Linked DNA regions of Homo sapiens: region 1 is linked to region 2. Evidence: read pairs that join two places in POLR2A ChIA-PET (ENCODE). Cell type or tissue: GM12878. All regions are shown on one strand. Each heading gives the region's core, and the rest is flanking DNA. Links, peaks and the distances in the headings are about the cores only.

Evidence for each region. ChIA-PET counts read pairs that join two places held together with the same protein. Peaks named below come from ENCODE experiments on the same cell type or tissue, not always from the same donor. Only the 100,000 strongest peaks of a DNase experiment are listed, where the experiment ranks them.
Region 1: POLR2A ChIA-PET joins it to region 2 with 6 read pairs; 2 of 35 experiments call an interaction of 5 or more read pairs at or near these places.

The regions. Positions count from the first base shown.
Region 1 is chr15:77,840,013-77,845,349 of GRCh38, forward strand. No RefSeq gene overlaps it. Among named protein-coding and RNA genes, the nearest start is that of LINGO1-AS2, 180 kb to the left of the region's middle. In GM12878, for the core only: no CTCF peak of the experiment used is centred there; no DNase peak of the experiment used is centred there; H3K27me3 peaks cover 289 bases.
Region 2 is chr15:77,605,705-77,610,826 of GRCh38, forward strand. All of the region lies in intron 3 of LOC105370906 (a long non-coding RNA gene), which reads left to right. Among named protein-coding and RNA genes, the nearest start is that of LINGO1, 25 kb to the right of the region's middle. RefSeq lists enhancers at 1-247, 1,503-1,797, 1,687-2,405. In GM12878, for the core only: no CTCF peak of the experiment used is centred there; a DNase peak (open chromatin) is centred at 2,682.

The DNA of each region.
Region 1 (5,337 bases), core at 731-4,730, 230 kb after region 2:
CTTCTAGGGAGCAGTGCCCTCAGCCAGTGGAGACCAAACTTTGGTCATCAGGAAATGCCTGGGGGGGGGGTGCCTACTCTTCCCCAGGTGCAACCCACGGTCAGCAGGCAGATCCAGGAACAAAAGCCGCCCCTCGTGCCCTGACAACTCTGCAGTGCAGTGCAAGCACCAGAGCTCCCCAGGGGATTGGGTCCAGACCAGACTTTGGCTGAACCAGTTCCTCACCTTGGTTCTGCTCCTGTCCCACCCTGCTCCCCTCACCCCTCATGTGTGTCACTGAAAGCACTCAGATCCCTTTCCAGGCTCTGCCTTCCAGGAACCCAACCTAAGACTCCATCGCCCATGTAGGGCCAGTCACAGTGACATCTCCAGGCCCTGGGAGGCAACCCAGAGGACAGGTGGGGCCACTGGGGCCTGGGGAGGCGAATGCCAGGATGCTGAGCCCCCAGCCACCTTGCCCCCAGGCTACCCTGAAGGAACCAGCCAAAGCCTACCTGGTCTCCCTGACGCTGTGATTAAGTTTTGTGCCAGACAACGGGGAGCTGGAGCTTTCCCTCCTCCCTTTTTCTCTTTCCCTTTCTCTTCTTTTCAAAGGCTGAGCCCAAGTTAATCAGATAAATTCCTCAGCAGTCGCACCAACAATTTTTCTAAGGTTCAGTCTCCCCAGAGCGACTCATAATTACTCCAGACTGAGACATTAAAGCAAAGGGGAAAGAAGAGTGGGAAAAAAAGATGTTTTTAATTAAAAAATTAATTTTTCCAACACTGACGGCTGCCCAGCTGTGGCACTTCCCCACTCAGGAGACCATCCCCTCTATCCATCTCTTCCTCATCAAACCTCAAGGTTGGGGGGTGGGCCTGGGAAAAGCAGCCCCCTCCCTGAACAAAGTCACCTCCCCCTCCAGCGGAAGCCTCTCTGTCTCCCCTCCCTCACCTGCAAAGTAAGTGGTAGGACTGCAGGATTCTACATGGGAACCGCAGACAGAGGACACAGGCTTTGGCGTTGGGCAGATATGGGTTCCAGCTCTGTCACTGAGGATGCATGTGGCTTGCCTAAGTCCCCTCACACTTCTCTACTCAAGTGAGGTCCTCAGGCCAGCGGTGTCGACATCACCTGGGGGCCTGTTAGAAATGCAATTTGGACCCCATCCCAAATCAGCTGAATCAGAATCTGTGTTTGAATAGGATTCCCCGTGACTCATACCCACAGAACGTTTCAAGAAGCACTGCTTTGGTCAATCCGAGCTTCAGCCACCTGGAAAGTGGCTTAGTTTGCAAAGATTACGAAGTTGTGCAAGAAAACAGTTTAACAATCTGTAAAGCAGGAATCTTAAAAAAATATTCACGAGTTGTTAACCTGGGCCATTCCAGTGCCTGGAATCAAACCTCATATCTGGTTCAGGAGCTTGACCCCATGAGCCAGAAGCTTTCCTGCTCTCTTGAATACTTTGCTCCCTGTATCTGGGGCCCAGCCAGAAGTTTCCTAAAGGAACCAAAGAGTTTGCAATGCAGGAAATCTTGACTGGAGAAAATAGCCGCCCACTGTCTGAAGCACTGACCATTGTCCAGGTGCCTCCCCTGCTCACTGCGTGCTGGGGCTGCTGGTGGGGTTAGGGCTGCTGTGGGTGAGGGGAGCTCACACTCCAATGCCATGAGGATGGACCTGTCCACACTAGACAGATATCAACAGCCACAGGCTCCCATTCTTACCTTGCCATTCCTTTCTGGGGTCTTTCCTAAGGACACAATCCGTAATATGGACAAGTTTCACACCAAGAAGATTCATCAGGTTACCTTAAATAGGGAGTAAATATAAATAACACTGAGGGCAAGGCTAAGTGATTGTTAGTAAGGACGTTTCAAATGATATTAAAGACTTTGTAATGACAAGAGAACATGTTTATGATGTAATATGGGATACAGAACAGCTATACACTCATCTATGTTAAAAAAAAAAAAGTGTATGTACAAACACATCCTTATGCTGAAGCCCTAACTCTCAATGTGATGGTATTAAGAGATAGGACATTTGTGAGGTAATTAGGTGTAGATTAGGTCATAAGTGTGGGACCCTCATGATGGAATTAGTGCCCTTATAAGAAGACAAAGAGATATCTCCCTCTTCCTGTACATGGTTGCTCCGAGGAATGACCACGTGAGCATGCAGTGAGAAGGTGGCTGCTTACAGCCAGAAAGAGAGCCCCCATCAGACACCAAATCTGCCAGCACCTAGATCGTGGACTTTGCAGCCTCTAGAACTGTAAGAAATAATTGTCTGTTGTTTAAGCCACCCAGTCTTTGGAATTTTGTTATAGCAGCCCAATCAGACAGTAGTATATTTTAAAAGAGGTAAAACCAAGATAACAAAGAAAAAATCCAAAAATGGATTTAAGGCATGGTTTTGTACTGGAGACTTCAGAGGACTAAGGGAACAACTGCAAAACCAATAGTTACAGGGACAAGAAGAGAAAGAGAAACTCTCCCTCAAGATGACTGTGCAGAGTAAAATTTTAAAACACATGAAGAAGATTGATGCCAAAGCAAAATCAACAGTTAGGAGGCTTATTGATTGCAGAAAAAGTAAACAATAGGGAAATATTTAAATGACTCAATAGAAGCCTATTTGGACCCCTTAAAAAACTAAAGGAAGGCTGGTCATTGTGGCTCACGCCTGTAATCCCAGCATTTTGGGAGGTTGAGGCAGGTGGATCACCTGACATCAGGAGTTCAAGACCAGCCTGACCAAAATGGTGAAACCCCATCTCTACTAAATACAAAAAATTAGCTGGGCATGGTGGTGCATACCTGTAATCCCAGCTACTTGGGAGGCTGAGGCAGGAGAATTGCTTGAACCCGGGAGGTGGAGGTTACAGTGAGCCAAGGCTGTGCCATTGCACTCCAGCCTGGGCAACAAGAGTGAAACTCCATCTCAAAAAAAAAAAAAAAAACTGAAGGAAGCCAGGCACTGTGGAGCATGCTGGTAATCCCAGCCAGTCAGGAGGCTCAGGTGGGAGGATCACTTGGGCCCAGGAGTTTCAGTCCAGCCTGGGCAATGTAATTAAACCTTGTTCTTTAAAAAAAAAAAAAAGACTCAATAATTGGACAAATTTTAGACTAGACCTGTCCAAAGGAAAGTATAGTGAATTATAAGCTTATATTAAGAAATTTACACTCACGCCTGTAATCCCAGCCTCACACCTGTAATCCCAGCACTTTGGGAGGCCAAGGTGGGCGGATCATGAGGTCAGGAGATTGAGACCATCCTGGCTAATGCAGTGAAACCCCATCTCTACTAAAAATACAAAAAATTAGCCAGGCATGGTAGCGGGTGCCTGTAGTCCCAGCTACTCGGGAGGCTGAGGCAGGAGAATAGCGTGAACCCTGGAGGCAGAGCTTGTAGTGAGCTGAGATTGCGGCACTGCACTCCAGCCTGGGTGACAGAGTAAGACTCCATCTCAAAAAAAAAAAAAAAAAAGAAAAAGAAAAAAAGAAATTTACTCAGAAAATAGTATAAAAAGATAAAGAGATGAAAAATATGGAAGCTTCATTAAAAAGAACAAAATCTAATAGGAGTTCGAGGAGAAGAGAACCAAGGGATGAAAAAGAAGCAATAGTCGAAGACATAAAAACAGATCATTTCCCAGGATTAAAGAGAAAGATAAGTTCTCAGCTTGAAAGGAAAGTAAACATTGAGTGACTGTGCATCATAAACACAGCCAAGCCACTACGTGAACAGATGGTGGTACACTGAAGAATATAACAGACAGAGACAAAAACTTAAAGGCGACCAAACAGAAAAGACCATTCATTCACCAAAGAATGACAATATGGTTTGGATCTGTGTCCCCAACGAAATCTCACATCAATTTTTGTTTTTTTTTGTTTTTTTTTTTTGTTTGTTTGTTTTGTTTTTGTTTTTGAGACAGAGTTTCACACTCTTGTTGCCCAGGCTGGAGTGCAATGGCGCGATCTCAGCTCACCACAACTTCCGCTTTCCGGGTTCAAGTGAGTCTCCTGCCTCAGCCTCCCGAGTAGTTGGGATTACAGGCATGTGCCACCATGCCCAGCTAATTTTTGTATTTTTATTAGGGATGGGGTTTCTCCACGTTGGTCAGGCTGGTCTCAAACTCCTGACCTCAGGTGATCCACACACCTTGGCCTCCCAAAGTGCTCGGATTATAGGCGTAAGCCACCGCGCCTGGCCTCATGTCAAATTATAATCCCCACTGTTGGAGAAGAGGCCTGGTGGGAGGTGATTGGATCATGGGGGCGGACATCCTCCTTGCTCTTCTAGTGATAGTGAGTTTTCATGATATCTGGTTGTTTAAAAGTGTATAGCAGCTCCCCTTCTCTCTCTTCCTCTGCTCTGGCCATGTAAGACATGCCTCCTTCCTCTTTGCCTTCTGTTGATTGTAGGTTTCCTGAGGCCTGCCAGGCTATGCTTCCTGTACAGCCTGCAGAACCATGAGCCAATTAAACCTCTTTTATTTATAAATTATGCAGTCTCTAGTCGTTCTTTACAGCAATTCAAGAAATGAGTAATGCAGAAAATTGGTACTGGGAAGTGGAGCATTGCTGTAAAGACACCTGAAAATGTGGAAGCGAATTTGAAACTGGGTAATGGGCAGAGGCTGGAACAGTTTGGAGAGTTTAGAAGAAGAAAGAAAGATTAGGGAAAGTTTGGGACTTCCTAGAGACTTGTTAAATTGCATGACCAAAATACTAATAGTGATATGGACAATGAAGTCCAGGCTGAGATTGTCTCAGATGGAGATGAGGAACTTTTTGGGAACTGGAGTAAAGGTCACTCTTGCTATGCTTTAGCAAAGAGGCTGGTGGCATTGTGCCCCTGCTCTAGGGATCTGTGGAACTTTGAACTTGAGAGTGATGATTTAGGGTATCTGGCAGAAAAAATTTCTAAGCAGCAAAGTGTCAAGATGTAGCCTGGCTGCTTCTAACAGCATGTGATCATGTGCATGAGCAAAGAGGATCTGAAAGTAGAATCTATATTTAAAAGGGAAGCAGAGCATAAAAGTTTAGAACATTTGAAGCCTGACCGTGTGATAGAAAAGAAAATCCCATTTTCTGGGGAGGAATTCAAGCCAGTTGCAGAAATTTGCATAAGTAAAGAGGAGCCAAATGTTAATAGCCAAGACAATGAGGAAAATGCCTTGAAGGCACTTCGGGGACCTTAACAGGAGCCCCTCCTATCACAGGCCTGGAGGCCTAGGAAGGAAGAATGGTTTTGGGGCCAGGCCCAGGAACCTGCTGCCCTGCGCAACCTCAGGACACTGCTCCCTGTGTCCTAGTCACTCCAGCTCCAGCTGTGGCTAAAAG
Region 2 (5,122 bases), core at 1,123-5,122:
TCTGGATGACCCTGGGAGCCCGTCAACCTTCCAGCGTCCCTGTCCCTTCCAGCTGCCCTGCAGGAGAAAGGGAACAACTGTCCTCCTGGCTCCTGGCCAGCCAGGTGCCAGCCAGTGGTCAGGCAGTCCTGCTTCACGCTTCTGGCCGCAGGGCTTCGCCACAGTCCCTACTTCCCAGCTAGGGGCTCTGCCTGGACTCACCATGGGCAGAGGACCTTGTTATTCCCCAGAGACCGTCTTGTCTGGTTGGGATCTCAGAGCCCGTTGTACCCAACTCTGGCTGTACAGAGAGGGAAAGTGAGGCAGAGGGGCGAGGACTCCCCCCAGGTGGTCGACGTTGGCAGGCTGCCTGAGAAGGACACAGGAAGACTCCAGAAAGGTGACCTCTGGGTGGAGGGGAGTGACTGTTCTGATGGCAAGGATCCTGGGGGCTTTGGACATCCTGGCTCTGGACTGAGCTGCGCTTGGGAAATGGGCAAGAGGTGGTCCTGGGGTGGCCAGGGTGGGGCAGGCGGATGGGTCAGCAGACCCCTTGCTCTGTTCCAGGAGACTGCATGGCGTGGAGGGAGGGATTTATGGGCCCAGGTATAGGGCTGGGCCATAAAGGTCATTCTGCTAGAGAGGCTGTGACTCCGCCTCACTTTGGCAGTGGCGTGGGGGCAGGGAAGTCAGATAGGGGACACCACTGAGGCCTGGGGTGAACCCTGAAGCTGGAAGAATGTGAGATACCTAGTGTAGGCTTCTCCTAGGCCCTTGGGAGGGGTCAGTCCAGAGATGCTCAGGGTCTTATACAAGGTCACACCACCTCCTGGCACAGGGCTGTGGACAGAGCCCAGGAAAACAGATGCCTTAAAAGCTTCCCCCAGCCCCAGCTCTGGGTGCTGCGGAGGGGCAGCTGCATACCTCCTCCCATCCAGGTCTGCTCCCTGCGCCCTTGGAGTGTCCTGCAAGAGGTCTGGCAGTCAACGGGGGAACGAGGCTTTCCCGAGCCGGCTCTCTCCTCTTTACGACACCATATTTTTTAATGAGCTATGTAAATGTCTGCAAGTCAGACAGCAAAGGCAGGAAGTCAGAGCCTCCAGCTGCCGCCCCCGCCCCTGGGAATGGGTGTCCCCCTGGGGCCAGTCTGACCTTGTGTTTCCCATAGGAAGGTTTTCTGGATGCCATGGAAATGGCCACCTCCCAATTCAGCTGAGTCAGAACTGGTGCTATTGCCGACTGACTTGTTTTGTGACCTTAGGCCTGTCACAAAATGCTGTACCTCAGTTTCCCCTCACTGTACCTCAGTTTCCTCATTTACAGAATGTGCGCACACAAAGGGCATTTTGTGGTTTCTGAGGCTCCATGGCTTAGCCATGCAACTTGGGCAGTGGCTGGGCCTCTCTGAGGTTTGTGGTTCTCATCAGCAGAACAGGGAGCCGGCCATGCTGACCGCTGCCTTTGGGCTGAGCTTGGACCGCAGGAACCAGGAGGGATGCATCACGGGCAGGGCCCGCCTATCCTCTCTCTTGCCTGGCTTTCTCTTTCTTCTGCCTCCAGCTTCCTCCTCCTCTGTTCCTCCGGAACATCCTGCCACCCCAGCCACAGGATTGGCTGTCTACGTGGCTGTGTCACAGTCCAGACCGGGAGTGAGGGGGCGTAGGCAGTGGGTGTACAGGGAGAGCCAGACCTTGGGTCCCTGCTGGGGTCACATATAGGGCATGGAGAGGCCTCCTGGGTTGGCCTGAAGGCTGGGGTAGGAAGGAGCTGGGGCCGAGCACTGGGGCATCCCTCAGTCTCCGTGGCCCCTTCTCAGACACCAGCACTGTCACTTGGCAGGATGACAGGGCCTGGGCTGGGGCCACAGGACGAGCCATAATAGGCTTAAGGGGAGACTGTAAATCCCTTTCCAGGCTGAGCAATCAGCTCCTTCAGGCAGGCAGAGGCTGGAGCTCCCGGGGGAGGGCCCTGTACTCCTAGGGATGTGTCATGTGGTTGCTGTTCTTAGACTCCTGCCCCATGGTCCCTAGTGGCCCAGCAGGGACCAGGCCAGGCCTAGCGTGCCAGTCCCTCAGAGCAGGCTGCGGGGCCTGGGTCTCAGGGCCCCACAGGGATGCCAGGTGGGTTGGGGGCCAGGATGGGGGAATTGACTGGCAGAAGCTTAGAGCACGCCCCCGCCACCATGTGCTCACCCATCCAGGCCACAGCACACCCTCCTCCCCCAACTTCCACAAAGAAAGGAGGCCGTGCCTGCTTCACAGATGAGAAGCCTGAGTCTGGAGTGGTTCGGGCCCAATGTGGGGCTTTGTTTCAGGGAAGTATTGATGCCCTAAGTGTGAATCCTGACGTCAGCACCTAGCTGGTGGTGGGCCGCAGATAGTCACTTCTCAGTATTCTCATCTGAAAGGGAGCCTGTAAGCCCCTCCTCCTGGGATGATGAAATAAGAGAAGGCACATAGAGCATCTGGCCTGGGGCCTGGCACAAACCCTCAATGAACAGTAGCTATTGTGATTATTGCCATACTTCCCCCGTACCCTCACTATGGAAAGGGACTCAGACTGCACAGCAAACTTGGGTTCAGGTCCTGGCTTTTTCCTTACCAGCTGTAGATCACTGGGACAGTCACCATCTCTCTCTAAGCCCCCTACTCCTGAGCAAACCATACAGGGCTGTGCACCTGTGAGTGGTTCCTCAAAGGAATAAGGCACCACAGAGGTCCCTGTGACTTCCAGGGACTTCCAAGGTGATTTCCAAAGGTGGCCGTGACAACTCTCACACCCTGAGTGCCCTTTTGCGTGTGACTGCAGCTTGTCCTAGTGAGAGCTGGGCTCTGTCCTCCCTCTCGTTGAATCTAGGGGGATCTGAGACTGCCTTGGCCAATAGAATGCAGCCAATGTGGTGCTATGCGTCTGCCTGGCCTCGGCCTTGAGAGACCTGGGAGCTTCCATTTATGTCATCTTGGAGTGCTGAGTTACCTTAAAGAAGTCTAAAACTCAGAGAGACCATGTGGAAAGAGAGGAGCCAGCGGCCCTGCAGTCCTTCCAGCCTCCCAGCTGAGGCAACAGACATGGTCAGAAGCCATCTAGGACCTTCAGCGGCAGTGAAGTCTCCCCAGTCGATGCCACACAGAACTGAGATGAGCTGTTCTCACCAAGCTCTGCCCAAGTTCCAGAGCTAGGAACAAATAAACAGTTGTTTTAAACCACGAAGTTGTGGGCGTGGTCGTTATGCAGAAATAGATAACTGATCCAATCCTTCATGCCTTCTGCACCATCTTCACCCCAACTTGGCTTGTGCAAGGTTGAGCTCCTTGGCCCCAGCTGACTGGACAAGGGGATGGGCACCTGACTTCAAGGCAGCCAACCGATTGGCTGGTGAGTGACCATTCAGCCTTTTTTTTTCTCTGGAGACTAGGAATGAAGAAATCAAAGGCCTTAGCCAGACTACAAAGGAGGCTGGAGCTTGGGGTTTTTGAATGGGAGCTGGGGCGGGGATGAGTGGGTGACTTTCAGTCCTGTACAGGCTGTCATGTCATCAGAGGGCACCAAGTTGGGGAAAGAAGCAGGAAAGGTGATATGGAAGCAGGTTCTCTGAGGGTTCCATAAATCACTTAGCTCCAAGTGGGCTGTGCTCCCTGTTCCTTGTACCTCATGAACCCTGACTTCAGGCCCTAAAATACTCAAGGGCCCTTGGCCAGCTGGTGGCAGAACTTCCCCAGGGGCTCCTGATACCAGCCAGGGGTCTACACTCCTCCTCTTACCCCTTCTCCCTTGCTCTCTGTGACATATTCCCCTGTCTCCTTGTCCTCCAGGGCCCCAGGGCACAGCCACTCTCTCTCCTGGGCAAACAGGGCTCATGAGCTGGAGTCTGCTTCTATCCTCTCCACACAGCCCTGAGGCCTCCAGTGGCAAAGCAGAGGGTATGGCCAGGTTTGGTTTCTACCCCAACCCATTTGCCATCCCTGTTGTGTCCCGCACAGTCCCTTACCCTACCAGTTCTTGAGTTCAGCTACCACTCCCTTGCTTGCCCATAAAGATGTCATGCTAGTAACAGTGGTCATTAGTGTACCCAACAGGTGCCACACCCTGTGTAGGTGGGTACTTTACAACACTGTCTTCGATCTTCCCAGACACCCTGTAAACATAGGAGTTAACCCTATTCTGCATGTGGGACTCAATGGTGGAGGTGGGATTTGAACCAAGGTCAGCCTGACTCCAAAGCTCACGTTCCATCTACCACTCTGCTGTATGACTCTAGGCAGGTTACCTTCCCTCTCTGAGCCTTGTATTCTGACTTGTGAGGGGTAAACCAGGGAAGGGTTCTGGTGCTCACTGCTCCCTCTAATACTCATCTTCCTGGTGCCACCCTCGGGTGGGTCCACTTGAATGTCGATGGTGGGTTCCCAGTCTCAGCATCCTTTCTGGTTCCGGCATGTCTGCCTCATAGAGGAGCAGGCCTGGAGGCTGTGCTGCTTTCAGTCTCCTGGAAAGCAGGCTGGACTCTCAGGATTCAATATCTTGCCTTTTCCCCAACAGCTTCTTCCAACCTCATCCCCTTGGCCCCAGATTAAAAGGTGAGCAGAGCAGCGGGCTCCCAATAGGGTTTGAGGCAGCAGGGCATCCTGACTCCAACACCCCATGGGGTCTGAGGCAGAGCAGGGCCATCAGGGCTCTGGGGGAATGTGGGTGGCCCAGGAAGGCTCTGACCCTTCAAACCACCTCTGGGCTCAGGTTCCAGCTGTGTGTGTGCCAGGGCAAGGCAGTATCTGCTCCTCCTTTCCCCGTCTCAGAGGCTGTCCAGGCATGAAGAAAGCAGCCTCTCCAGCCTGGCTTCCCAGACGATGCCCTTTAAATCCAGCAGTGCTTTTAGCAGCAGTTGAGTTCACGACCCTCTTCCACAGAAGAAGGTTACACAGCTCTGAAGGGGCTGCACCTGGACTAAAACCCACCTGGGCTCTGCCCAGTCCCCAGTCCTCTCTGCTTGGGCAAACCCAGTCCATGGGTCCTGGGCACTCACATTCCCCCAAACTGATCCTGCCCCCATCTGAAAACAACCTAGTAATTTTCTCATGTTCTTGAGTTTCCTCAGGGGGCCGTTCTCTCCCAGTAGCCAGGAATAAATTGGCCCCTTGACCTCCCTGCT